4 separate regions of the Homo sapiens genome follow, and all the other regions are linked to region 1. Evidence: chromatin contacts called from ENCODE Hi-C or POLR2A ChIA-PET data. All regions are on one chromosome and are shown on one strand. The core of a region is the stretch at or near the end of the contact, and the rest is flanking DNA. Distances in the headings are between cores, read along the strand shown. Region 1 holds the start of TMEM258 (transmembrane protein 258). Region 2 has its middle 3.5 kb from the start of FTH1. Region 3 has its middle 57 kb from the start of LINC02733. Region 4 has its middle 40 kb from the start of LINC02733.

The links. Hi-C counts contacts between places; a loop is a spot of excess contacts on that map. ChIA-PET counts read pairs that join two places held with the same protein, here RNA polymerase II (POLR2A). Pooled maps may share reads with other maps.
Region 2: a loop to region 1 is called in a map of GM12878, with 4 times the contacts of the local background. The contact joins the enhancer-like site here to the promoter of TMEM258 in region 1. A Hi-C loop is called at or near these places in 15 of 168 maps with a recorded cell type or tissue (B cell, CD4-positive, alpha-beta T cell, CD4-positive, alpha-beta memory T cell and 9 more), 24 of 37 single-sample maps with no recorded cell type and 24 of 50 pooled maps. POLR2A ChIA-PET finds 5 or more read pairs at or near these places in 32 of 52 experiments (AG04449, AG04450, B cell and 26 more).
Region 3: a map of CD8-positive, alpha-beta T cell shows a loop between it and region 1 (19-fold over the local background). The contact joins the enhancer-like site here to the promoter of TMEM258 in region 1. A Hi-C loop is called at or near these places in 3 of 168 maps with a recorded cell type or tissue (CD4-positive, alpha-beta memory T cell, CD8-positive, alpha-beta T cell and naive thymus-derived CD4-positive, alpha-beta T cell), 1 of 37 single-sample maps with no recorded cell type and 11 of 50 pooled maps. POLR2A ChIA-PET finds 5 or more read pairs at or near these places in 4 of 52 experiments (CD4-positive, alpha-beta T cell, CD4-positive, alpha-beta memory T cell, GM10248 and 1 more).
Region 4: a loop to region 1 is called in a pooled map, with 3 times the contacts of the local background. The contact joins the enhancer-like site here to the promoter of TMEM258 in region 1. A Hi-C loop is called at or near these places in 5 of 168 maps with a recorded cell type or tissue (CD4-positive, alpha-beta memory T cell, MCF 10A, PC-9 and 2 more) and 8 of 50 pooled maps.

What each region holds. Positions count from the first base shown.
Region 1 is chr11:61,790,970-61,793,849 of GRCh38, reverse strand. It overlaps TMEM258 (transmembrane protein 258), which reads left to right and starts at 1,251. Exons shown (of 4, transcript NM_014206.4): 1 at 1,251-1,294. The coding sequence starts at 1,292. It overlaps FEN1 (flap structure-specific endonuclease 1), which reads right to left and starts at 939. Exons shown (of 2, transcript NM_004111.6): 1 at 822-939. It overlaps MIR611 (microRNA 611), which reads left to right and starts at 1,289; the gene lies at 1,289-1,355. RefSeq lists enhancers at 50-1,025, 939-1,233, 1,026-2,003.
Region 2 is chr11:61,969,654-61,972,667 of GRCh38, reverse strand. No RefSeq gene overlaps it. Among named protein-coding and RNA genes, the nearest start is that of FTH1, 3.5 kb to the right of the region's middle. RefSeq lists cis regulatory regions at 616-626, 546-1,057, 303-1,062 and enhancers at 549-693, 497-791. Within about 2 kb of position 1,292, at least 36 of the 41 ENCODE cell types and tissues checked have a DNase peak (open chromatin) inside an H3K27ac peak, as active enhancers do; they include GM12878, HCT116, IMR-90 and 6 more, where a contact is called at or near this core.
Region 3 is chr11:62,023,673-62,026,702 of GRCh38, reverse strand. No RefSeq gene overlaps it. Among named protein-coding and RNA genes, the nearest start is that of LINC02733, 57 kb to the left of the region's middle. RefSeq lists an enhancer at 1,016-1,115. Within about 2 kb of position 1,647, at least 29 of the 41 ENCODE cell types and tissues checked have a DNase peak (open chromatin) inside an H3K27ac peak, as active enhancers do; they include CD4-positive, alpha-beta T cell and CD8-positive, alpha-beta T cell, where a contact is called at or near this core.
Region 4 is chr11:62,040,785-62,044,143 of GRCh38, reverse strand. No RefSeq gene overlaps it. Among named protein-coding and RNA genes, the nearest start is that of LINC02733, 40 kb to the left of the region's middle. Within about 2 kb of position 1,748, at least 7 of the 41 ENCODE cell types and tissues checked have a DNase peak (open chromatin) inside an H3K27ac peak, as active enhancers do; they include PC-9, where a contact is called at or near this core.

The DNA.
Region 1 (2,880 bases), core at 2-2,501:
ATTCAGTCCAAACACTTCAGCATGGCATCACGATCTTTCATGTTCTGGTTCCCAACCTAACCCTACATTCTGGGATCTCAACAGAAAGCTGGAATAAGGCCCGCCTTTTCCCACTTTTCCTTAGCTGTGCCCTCCTCTCGCCATCCTCTCACGCGTCCTTCCAGGTCCATCCCTGGATTATTAATCAATTAATAATTAATTGACAATGAATTATTCATTTGATTAATATGAATAATTCCCCTGTGAACTGCAGCGGCAAAAGCTCTGGCCTTGAATCTAGGCGCGGCATTTACCATCCGTGTGACATTACCAAGCCACTGAGGTTTATTTTCTCGTCTACAGAAGAAGAACGATTACCATGCCTGTCTCTCAGGGCTGCTGCCAGGGTTAACTGAGACAACAGACAGAAACCTCTAATGTCCCCTCTCCAGGCCTGTTCAACCCTTCGGCTCTTGCCTCAAGCCGGCCGCGCTGCTGGAGTGTGGACTGAGGACCAGACCATGTAGCCCTTGATCCCCTCACGGCGTCCCACAGACAGGTAGGCAGGAAAGGGGCCTAAACAACTCAAGTGTCAGAAATGTTTCTCGTCCAAGGTCTTAGGAAAAATACAACACGACCCCATAAGGTGGAACTTATTACCGCTTTTCTACAATGGAGGAAAGAGAGGCTCGGAGCTTACGCGACTGGCCCAAGGCTCACAGGGGGAAAAGTGGCGGGACCTCTTGACTGCGAATCCCGCGCACTCCAGACCCCGGCTCCCCACGGCCCCCAGCGCCAAGCGGACCCCGTCGCTCCCGGAGGCGCTTCCCATGGGGTCTCACCTGGCCTTTGGGACACGCGGCCTCGGCGGCTAAAGCTTGGTTCGGGGTTGCCCCGGGCAGGCGGTCCTAAGCTCGCTCTCCCTTCTCAGCTTAGCGGCGGGTGGCCTGACGTTCAGCCGCCTTCCAAAGCCCGCGCTCCCGTCACGTGACCTGCTCGCCACGCACAGCCTCTTGGGGCGCGTAGTGCAGGCTGCGTCCCCTCAGACGGCTGCTCTCATGGCAACCAGTCCCTCCAGGGAGAACAGAGTCTCTCAGCGACCCTGGCGTACCCTTCTCCACCGCTTGTCCCCACTCCACCCACACCAGGTCCCCGCAGGCCCCTGCTCCCTCTACACCCGAAATCGCAGGACTACAAGTCCCTCAATGCCACTTGCGCCGGAGGCACTTCCTTTTCCGGTTGTGCTAGGCGCCTGCTCCTGCCGACGTGTTCTTCCGGTGGCGGAGCGGCGGATTAGCCTTCGCGGGGCAAAATGGTGAGAGCGTTGAGGGGAGTTCCAGACGGAGATGCGAGGACCCCTCGGGGTCTGACCCACACCGCGCTTATCTCCTCAGACGCCGGAGATCCAGAGGGCTAGACGCTCCTGGAACCTCCGGCTTGGGCTGAAGGGTGGGGAAGGGGGAAGCCCCTTGCCATGAACTCCTTAGGTTTCTCAGCTCGCGATTTCTAAGGGCGAGAGGCGTGGGGCGAATTTTGAATACCTTCCAGTTTGTATATCTCTGTTATCGGTGGTGTGTTATCTTTATTTGGAAAGTTCTTCTGCCGAACCCGTGCCCATCCTACAATGCCCTGGGCAAATGTTTATTGGTGAAGCACTTCCAACTCTCAGGCACTTGGCCAGACTTTCCTAGGAGCGCCCACAGCCTCTGTACAGATCTCTGGCCACGTTCCATGGACTTCTTTGTTTTCGGCCACGCCTCCTAGTGACCACCGTCTGACGCGCATCTAGCTCTGGGATGATGTCTATTCATCTTTGTATTCTCAGTGCCAAACAGAGGGCCCGTAATTGGAAGCTCAATAAATGGCAGTGATTGTCTTTATCATTTTGGGGGAAGGGGGCCGTGATTGTTTACTGAATTGAATTCCAGTGTCTCAGAACAATGGGGGCAGTTTACTTCTCTAGAGTTGTTATGTTCTGGATTTTAGAAGCATTGGCTGACCGGTGACAATGAAGTTAACATTTGTACAGATCTTTACGTTTACAGCCCTCTTTCATAAAAGACATTATCTCATCATCTTCCCTACAGCCTTAGGAAGGAAGCAAATACCTGTTGAGCAAAATACTCCCTGCTAGGCACTAGATGCTTTGATTCATCATCTTTCTTATTTTTCAGTTCTGTGAAATAGATATTACAGTCGCTTTACTCAGACTCAGATTACTCAGAACCAGAACTTGAATGTCTTGACCATAGCTCACAAGATTCCATAATAGCATAGGTAGTGAGGAAAATACTGAATTAGAAATTGAGGGCCAGGCGCGGTGGTTCACTCCTGTAATCCCAGCACTTTGGGAGGCTGAGGCGAGCGGATCAGGAGGTCAGAAGTTCAAGACCAGCCTGGCCAGCAAGGTGAAACCCTGTCTCTCCTAAAAATACAAAAAATTAGCCGGGCATGGTGGTTCACGCCTGTAATCCCAGCTGCTCGGGAGGCTGAGGCAGGATAATCACTTGAACCCAGAAGGCGGAGCTTGCAGTGAGCCGAGTTGGCACCACTGCACTCCAGGCACTCCAGCCTGGGCGATAGAGCAAGACTGTCTGGAAAAAAAAAAAAATTGAGCCTGGGCGCGGCAACTCACACCTGTAATCTCAGTACTTTGGGAGGCCGAGGCAGGCAGATCACCTGAGGTCAGGAATTCAAGACCATCCTGGCCAGCATGGCAAAACCCCATCTCTACTAAAAATACAAAAATTAGATGTGGTGGTGCGCACCTGTAATCCTATAGTCCCAGCTACTCGAGAGGCTGAGGTATGAGAATCTCTAGAACCCGGGAGGCAGAGGTTGCAGTGAGCCGAGATCGTGCCACTGCCCTCCAGCCCGGGCGACAGAGTGAGACGCCGTCCA
Region 2 (3,014 bases), core at 43-2,542, 180 kb before region 1:
TCACATAGCATTCCTGCACACACACATTCCAGCAACACACTTATTAAACACACTTACTGTATTTAATGGCCATGCGGGGTTCCATCATGTGCCCTGTCCTAGTTTTCAGCTTGTGTTTCAGCCAGTGACTCTACGGCTTTGGGCAAGCCTAACCTTTTTTGGGTCTCACCTTATCTGTAAAACATGATGATTTGGAAGCTCTAACGTCCTTTCCAAAGCCTTAAAATTTGTGGGGGGTCTATGATTTCCTAGCTGTGGATCCTAAATTGTGACTACACAATAACAATCCCTAGAAGAGAAAGGGACCCAACATCTATTGAGAATTCCCCATGCGGCGGGAAGGCACTGAGCGAGGGATAGGTAGGAAAAGTGACACCTAGGCTTGCCAGCAAAAACACCATCAGAGGCCCCCCTGAGTGATCTCAGACCCCTTTGTTCCCAGTCCGGCCTCTGGACTTTGTCCCATTAGGAAATGGGGGGAGGGGGACACTCTCCCTCCCTCCCTCCCTCCCTCCCTCCCTCCCTCCACAGTGAAGCCACAGCCCTCCAGGTCTTATGACTGCTCTTCTCCTCCATGACAAAGCACTTTTTGAGCCCAAGCCCAGCCTAGCAGAGTGCTGAGTCACGGTGGGACAGCAACTCTCCACCGCAACCCCCACCACCGCCCCCTCCTGCTCCAGGATGTGCTGAACCTCCAGAAACCACCGGCTTGGCTCTTCTCTCATCTGAGGTCCCTCCCGCCACTCCTGGCCCTGGGAGGCGGCTGTCCTGGGAGACCAGCCAAACTCTCTGCTGCCTCCAAGTCACGAGGAGCTGAGCTGGAGGGTGGGGGAGGTAGAACCCTGGTCAACAAAGGTCCCAAGACCAGGCCACAGCTTCGGAAGAATCTAAAGGCTTAGACATTGCAGTTCTGACACCTCAAGTTACCAGAAAGTAGGGAACGGACACAAGCAATCATATAAACAATCATAAACACACACACACACTCACACTCCCCCACCAATAGATTTCCCTTCCATTGTTCCCAGCCAGCCTCCTCCCAATGACCTTCTACAGCACAAGCTGTCCCTCAGTCTTGCTGCGATGTTCACTGCAGCTACATGCATGTTTAGCCAAGCATGGAGCCAACACTGATTCAGGAAACCTACTCCCTGCAGCAGACCGACTTCCCTCCAGTGGGTCCGAGAGCTTCATGCTGGCTTTGTCCCCCTGGACATCCCGGAAGCCTGGAAACTCAGCACATCTAGTCCAAAACCAAGCAGGCCTTCCCCAAGGGCTTTCCCCGAAACCTTCATTTCCTCCTGTGCTCCTTGGCTCAGGGAATGGCAGCAGCAGCCAGGCCTACCAAATCATAAAGCTGAGAGATCTCTTACACACTGCCCACCCCTGGCCCCCGACTTTCGCCAATCAGTCTGTTCATTTGATCTTCTCCAGATCTGTCAAATCTGTGTTCTATCTTCTCTGCTCACTAATAACTAAGGCTGCTGCCTCCTGACTGGTGCCCAGCCCTCTAGCCTCACTCTCATCCATCCTCCACATTCAATCATGAATCCATCTGTTCATGCAACAGATACTGGGCACCAAGTAACAAGCAATTTGCAAAAAGCTGGGAGTGCAGAGACAAGACAGAAACAATGCCTGCCTTCCAGGAGCTTACCATCTACAGCACCAGCGCAGGCAATCAAAAGGGTCTCATAAGGCCAGGTGCGGTGGGTCATGCCTGTAATCCCAGCACTTTGGGAGGCCGAGGCAGGTGGATCACTTGAGGTCAGGAGTTCGAGACCAGCCTGGCCAACATGGTGAAACCCCGTCTCTATTAAAAACACAAAAATCAGCCAGGTGTGGTGGTAGGCACCTGTAGTCCCAGCTACTTGGGAGGCTGTGGCAGGAGGATCTCTTGAACCCGGGAGGTGGAGGTTGCAGTGAGCCGAGATCAAGCCACTGCACTCCAGCCTGGGCAACAAGGGCAAAACTCCATCTCAAAAAAAAAGGTGTGACACATACATAGTACTTCATTAAACATACAAATATATATTATAGTTCCTAATCTTCATCACTTACATGAGCTACAAATATCATCCCAATTTGTCATCTCTGTTTTAACCTTGTTTACAACATCTTTTGTCTTACAGCTTTTCATTTTTAAATAGGCAAACCTGCCAACTGTACTTTTACGGCTTCTGACAGCCTCAGAAGAACATTCCCTACCCCAAAATTATAAAAATAATCTTGTATATATTCTTCTCAAAACTTTATACTTTTTTTAAGGCTTGGATTTTTAATCTATCTGGAATGTATTTTTAAATACTGAGTGAGTCACTTTTCTCCACATGACTGTCAATTGTTTCAACATAATTTGTTAAACCCATTCTTTCTTCCCTAATGTGACACAACAGTTTAGCATATACCAAGTTCTCATAATAGGGGGGCAGGACTATTTTGTTGCATTAATCTAGTCATCTCTTCCTGTGCCAGTACCATACTGCTTATAGCACTTTACTGTACCTTTATTATAGCACCAAATGCAAATCTATCAACACACTGACTCCTCCAAATGAACTTTAGAATCATTTTGTGAAGTTTCAAAAAAAAAAAAAATACTGTCCCAGAGACAGTAATGGCTGAGGAAAAACAAAAACAAAAAACTGCCTCTTATGGAAATTGCAGTGAATTTATGCTTATTTGGGGAAACTGACATCTTTACAGAATGAAGATTGACCGACCATTTGGGAATATGGTACCTCTTCATTTATGCTAGGCTTTTTGAATTTTTTGTCCAGCAGTAAGCATTTATAGTTTTTTCTATATATTTCTTGTTAACTTTATTCCAAGGTACTTTAAGCTTTTGTTGTCAATGTAAGTGAAAAACATTTTTTTTTCCATTCTTTTTTCCCCATATTTTCTAACTGGTGGTTACTGTTATAAAGGAAAGCTTTGGATCCTATATATGGTGACTTTGCTATACTCTTATCCTAAGAGATTCCCAGTGTAAGGTTTCTAAAAACAAAGCTAAT
Region 3 (3,030 bases), core at 398-2,897, 230 kb before region 1:
TGGCAGATGATTCTTACTTATAACTTGGCCCAGTAAAATGGCCAGAACAAGGGCTCTGTCACTGGCCTTCACTGAAGGAATAAGGTTTTGTTTAATAAATCTACTGAATGCATCCTATCAGCAAGACACAAAAGCAAGGCTACTCAATCTTGGCCTGGTCAGGACCACCTTGGGGAGCTTAAAAAATACTGTTGCCTGAGCCCAACCCTCAGAGGTTCTTTTTATTATTATTATTATTTTTGAGATGGAGTCTAGCTCTGTCTTCCAGGCTAGAAGGCAGTGGTGCTATCTCGGCTCACTGCAAATTCTGCCTCCCGGGTTCAAGAGATTCTCCTGACTCAGCCTCCTGAGTAGTTGGGATTACAGGTATGCACCACCACATCTGATTAATTTTTATATTTTTAGTAGAGATGAGTTTTTGCCATGTTGCCCAGGCTGGTCTTGAACTCCTGACCTCAAATGATCCACCTGCCTCGGCCTCCCAAAGTGCTGGGATTACAGGCGTGAGACATCGCGTCTAGCATTTTTTTGTGTGTGTGTGCCCAGAGGTTCTAATTTAATCAGTCTGAGTGCAGCCAAGTACTGGGATTTTTTAAAAGCTCTCCAGGTGAGTCTAACATGCTAGCCACTGCTGGCTCTAAAGACTCAAATAAGAAGACTAAGTCCTCCGTGAGCAAGGTGGGGGCTGTCACAGAGGGAGATCTTTAAAAAGAGGTAAGGAAGTCCCAGGCACCGTAGAAGTGATGATCTCACTGGGGAAGGTCATGGACATTCTGCTGCTTCCTGTAGGCAAGAGCCATCGTCATTGCTTGATCTGTGCACACACAATGAGGTGGAGACCCTGCCTTACGGACCGAAAACGTGGTTTTGTGTTACATAAAATAGTTCCGCAAACGGCCGCTTTTCTGCCAGGCATGGTGTCTGTGCTTCTTGCTTTGGCTTATCTTGTAACTATTGACAGGGGTGTGGTCAAAACAAACCTCCCACATCCCGTACGTGTCTGCTGACTGCAGCTTTCCTGATGTAATAACAAAGCTGTCAGATGCGTTTCTTCACACCATGAAGTCTGCAGTCCCTACTGTTTTGAAATCCATGTGCATTAAGACACTGACTCACTTCCCTTTAGCCTACTGAGTTCTGTTGCTTTCTGGACCAACAAACCCTGTGGGCACCTCCCCGTCCAGAGCTCACTGAAACTGTCAGACTTACCTGCAAGGGCCTGGGATTCTAAATTTCACTCTGTCACTCTTGGAGGTGAGGGGAAAGCTGTATGGGCATTGAGGTGACATTTCTGGGCTTTGATGTCTCCATAGGAAAGGACATATAAATACAAAATGTGGTTAACCCTAATTAACCCCTAATTCAGACCGTTGGGGACAGAACCAAGGTCTATTAATTTTTTCTAAAAAAGGAAGGAAATTAGAAAAGAATGTTTCTCTCGATTGTGTAGAAGAGTTGGACGAGGTGAACATTCCGCTGGGTGGCTCTGTCACAAACTAGCTTTTGTTCAATCATTCAAGACATATCGACTGCCAAACACTGCTCTAGGCTCCTGAAAAAATGATCATGGCAAGACAGTTACAGACCATGCCTCTTCATGGAACTTACCAAGATGTGTGCTTGGGGAAACACACTGACTGTCTTTGGACTACTTGTTTCTTAATTAATTAGTAATAGCTGACACTTAGGGAGCACTTACCACATACCAGTTTCTGTGCGAAACCCTCACTTTGCACTCCTTTTAAAAATAGCTATTTTCTGGCCAGACATGGTGGCTCACGCCTGTAATCCCAGCACTTTATGAGGCTGAGGTGGGTGGATCACCTGAGGTCAGGAGTTCGAGACCAGCCTGGCCAACATGGTGATACCCCGTCTCTATTAAAAATACAACATGCCATGTTCCATGGCAACATGGAAAAATACAAAAATTATGGCCAGGCGCGGTGGCTCACGCCTGTAATCCCAGCACTTTGGGAGGCCGAGGTGGGTGGATCACCTGAGGTCGGGAGTTCGAGACCAGCCTGGCCAACATGGCAAAACCCTGTCTCTACTAAAAATACAAAAATTATGGCCGGGCTTGGTGGCTCACACCTGTAATCCCAGCACTTTGGGAGGCCGAGGCAGGTGGATCACCTGAGGTCAGGAGTTCAAGACCGGCCTGGACAACGTGGTGATATCCCGTCTCTATTAAAATTACAAAAAATTAGCTGGATGTGATGATGGGCACCTATAATCCCAGCTACTGGGGAGGCTGAGGCAGGAGAATCGCTTGAACCTGAAAGGCAGTTGTTGTGTGAGCCGAGAGTGCGCCATTGCACTCCAGCCTGGGTGACAAGAGTGAAACTCCATCTCAAAAAAAATAAAAATAAAAATAAAAATAATAAAAATACAAAAATTAGCCAGGTGTGGTGACACATGCCCATAATCCCAGCTACTCAGGAGGCTGAGACAAGAGAATCACTTGAACCCAGGAGGCAGAGGTTGCAGTGAACCGAGATCACACCACTGCACTCCAGCCTTCGCGACAGAGTGAGACCCTGTCTAAAAAAAAAGCTATTTAAGCTATTTTCTTTTATCACAATTCCTATTCCCTTCTCCCCTACAAACAACCATCCTAATGCTTTTAATGTTCATCTTTGCCTGTTTTCTTGGAATTTCAGGTTATTTTCTTTTTTATACGATTCTAAAAGCCATTTTTATTTGATTTTTTAATATATCATATACATTTTCACAGCAAGAATTAGAGGTTGAGTCAGACGTGATTGGAAGATCTCATTCCAGTCTTTTGCACTTACTAAGATCACTTTTTTTTTCTCAACTTTTAAGTTCCAGGGTACATGTGCAGTGCCATGGTGGTTTGCTGCACAGATCAACCCATTCCCTAGGTATTAAGCCCGGCATCTATTAGCTATTCTTCCTGATGTTCTCCTTCCCCCTCTAACCTTCCTACAGACCCCAGTGTGTGTTGTTCCCCTCTTGTGTCCATGTGTTCTCATCACTCAGCTCCCACTTATAAGTGAGAACAATCAG
Region 4 (3,359 bases), core at 499-2,998, 250 kb before region 1:
AGTTGTTTATTCTTTGTTCTTTGTAGTGGCCTCTCCTCTTTGGACGTGGCTGCTTCTCTGCCCAACACCGTGTGCACTCTCTTTAGAGGGCCAGTGTCCAAATACTGCCTTTCCCAGAGGGACACAGGTCTCAATGCTTCAGCCTCTTCCCCCCAACCCCCACACCTCCCCAAATTGGACTCAATGCTTCTCAGAATCCCTGGGCTGAAGAACCAGGCTATTTTTCTTCACTGCCAGGGCTCAGAGACCAATACTTCCGTATAGTACATTAGAAATTACTGGGAAGTTGAAAATTTTTTTAAAGACTTACAAAATACAGGTCCCATTCTCATGATTACATTCAACAGTGTGAACCCCGAATATCTGAGACAGGTCTCAGTCAATTTAGAGACTTTATTTTCCCAAGGTTAAGGACATGCCTGTGACACAGCCTCAGGAAGTCCTGAGGCATGTGCCCAAGGTCATCAGGGGTACAGTTTGCTTTCATACATTTTAGAGAGACATGAAACATCAATCAATACATGTAAGATGTACATTGATTCGGTCCAGCAAGGCGGGACAACTGGAAGTGGGGGCTTCCAGGTTAGAAGTGGATAAGAGACAGAAGGTTGCATTCTTTTGAGTCCTTGATCAGCCTTCCACTGAAGGCTGTCTCAGTGAATCTTCATTTTTACATAAATGGTAGGGCAGATAGGCGCGGTGGCTCACACCTGTAATCCCAGCCCTTTGGGAGGCCGAGGCGGGTGGATCACCTGGGGTCAGGAGTTTGAGACCAGCCTAACCAACATGGAGAAACCCCGTCTCAACTGAAAATACAAAATTAGCCAGGCGTGGCAGTGCATGCCTGTAATCCCAGCTACTCGGGAGGCTGAGGCAGGAGAATCGCTTGAACCCAGGAGGTGGAGGTTGCGGTGAGCCGAGACCAGGCCATTGCACTCCAGCCTGGGTAAGAAGAGTGAAACTCCATCGCAAAAATAAATAAATAAATAAATAAATAAATAAATAAATAAATAAATAGGGCAGGGGAAGCAATCAGATATGCATTTGTCTTAGGTGAGCCTCAGGGGGATAACTTTGAATAGAACAGGAAGCAGGTTTGGCCTAAGCAGTTCCCAGCTTGATTTTTCCCTTTAGCTTGGTGATTTTGGAGTCCCAAGATTTATTTTCCTTTCACAACAGACAGAAAATTGTGCTGTCCAATTGCTACAAAACTTTCTAAAGAATTTCTCTTAACTTCTCTACTTACTTCTTCTCAGACTGGTAACCAACAGTTCATGGACCAGGTCCTGTCCCAGGGACACAGTGTGTGTAGTACTAGTTTAGCCTACCTTGAAATAATCTGCTGTATTTTTAATAAAACATATCCTTTATTATAATATTATAAATAACTTGTTTACAATTGTAAAAAACAGTATTTATCCTTTTCCAATCCACTCCTCTGCCCCCTCCTCCAACAGTCAGTTCTACTTCCCTCCTCTTCTTCTCCCTTTATTCCAAACTAACTGGATGTCTTGACCTTTTTTGATGAGTTAATTTGTATTGCAGCTTCTCAGAGAACAGGTGGGAGTGGAGCCAAGGTATCTTGGGGCAGAGGCGGTTGTAACAACTGCTAACAGTTTATGGTAGTTAACGTTGCAGGAGGAGCGATAAGAGAGGCTCACTCTTAGTTAAGCAACAGCAAGGTGTGTTCCAGCTGGCATTATAGGGCGGCCCCAGCCCTGGGCACCTCCAGCTCACTCCCCGTGGCACAGCGTGTGTGCCACTATTACTGCAACCACTCTAACTCACCCCACCTGCCTTTACTCTTTCGAGGATGTCACGTGCCCCATGGATTCCAGTTTGGTCTCACACACTCCAGTGATCTGTATCTTTTCTGGTGACCCAGTCTGCAGGTGCATCCACGCGGCCCTGTTTCCTAATCACCACAGTCAGAACCGTCTCTGCCCTGCCAGTCTCCCAGGTGGCTGCCAGATAACAGATTCAGTTCCACATTCTTTCCTTCAAGGCCCACTCAATTGCCTGTGGTCAGCTGAACTGCAAAGATAAGACTCAAAGATACAGTTGTCTAAAGTTCAGTGGGAAAACAGTCATGGCTGGGCACAGTGGCTCACGCCTGTAATCCCAGCACTTTTGGGAGGCTGAGGTGGGTGGATCACCTGAGGTCAGGAGCTCGAGACCAGCCTGGCCAACATGGGGAAACCCCGTCTCTACTAAAAATACAAAAATTAGCCAGGCGTGGTGGTGGGTGCCTGTAATCTCAGCTACCTGGGAGGCTGAGGCACAAGAATTTCTTGAACCCAGGAGGCAGAGGTTGCAGTGAGCCAAGATCACACCACTGTACTCCAGCCTGGGCAACAGAGCAAGACTTGTCTAAAATAAAATAAAAGATATTTCCCTTTTAAAAAAAACCCAGATTTGAGGCATGTGTCATATTTTATCCTCAAGACATGTGAAGCAGGGTCACCTAATTGTCTACAGAGAAAGTGTCTGGGGGCTTAGGAGTGGGGTCAGCCAGGGCAGGATATTTGAACTATGTTCACTGTGTAAGGGGAGAGAGGACTGCAGAAATGGGATAGGACTGCAGGATGTGCAAGGGGATAAGGGCGGGGATGGCTCAGAGACTTGCTCAGGTGCAGGGTGGCTGTAGCTGTGGATGTCCCCATCATGAGACTCCTTCAGGAGCTTTCTGCCTGCCTTTCTACCTCCCCTCTTGTCCCCCTAAGATCCATTATCAGAAGCCAAAGTGATCCTTTTGTTTTATTTTATTTTATTATTATTTTTGAGACAGAGTCTCGCTCCGTCACCCAGGCTGGAGTGCGATGGCACAATCTCGGCTCACTGCAACCTTCTCCTCCCAGGTTCAAGCAATTCTCCTGCCTCAGCCTCCCAAGTAGCTGGGATTACAGGTGCCTGCCACCATGCCCAGCTAATTTTATTTATTTATTATTATTATTATTATTATTATTATTTGTATTTGTATTTTTAGTAGAGACGGGGTTTCGCCATGTTGGCCAGCCTATTCTCGAACTCCTGACCTCAGATGATCCACCTACCTCAGCCTAGCAAACTGCTGGGATTACAGGAGTGAGCCACCACACCCGGCCCAAAGTGATCCTTTTAAAACATAGCTCATTTGTCACCATCCTGCTCCACCTCCTAAACTGGTTTTCTATTACAAGTGGAATAAAATCCAAGCTCCCCACCTAGCCTCAATGCCCATTGTGACCCACCTCTGACCTGTCTGGTACCACCCTCCCTGACCCACTCTGATGGGCACCTGCTGGACAGCAGTGCCATTCACTACCATCTGGAATGAAGGGGGAAGACATTGCAGAGGGCTCAGATCCCATAGCAACCAC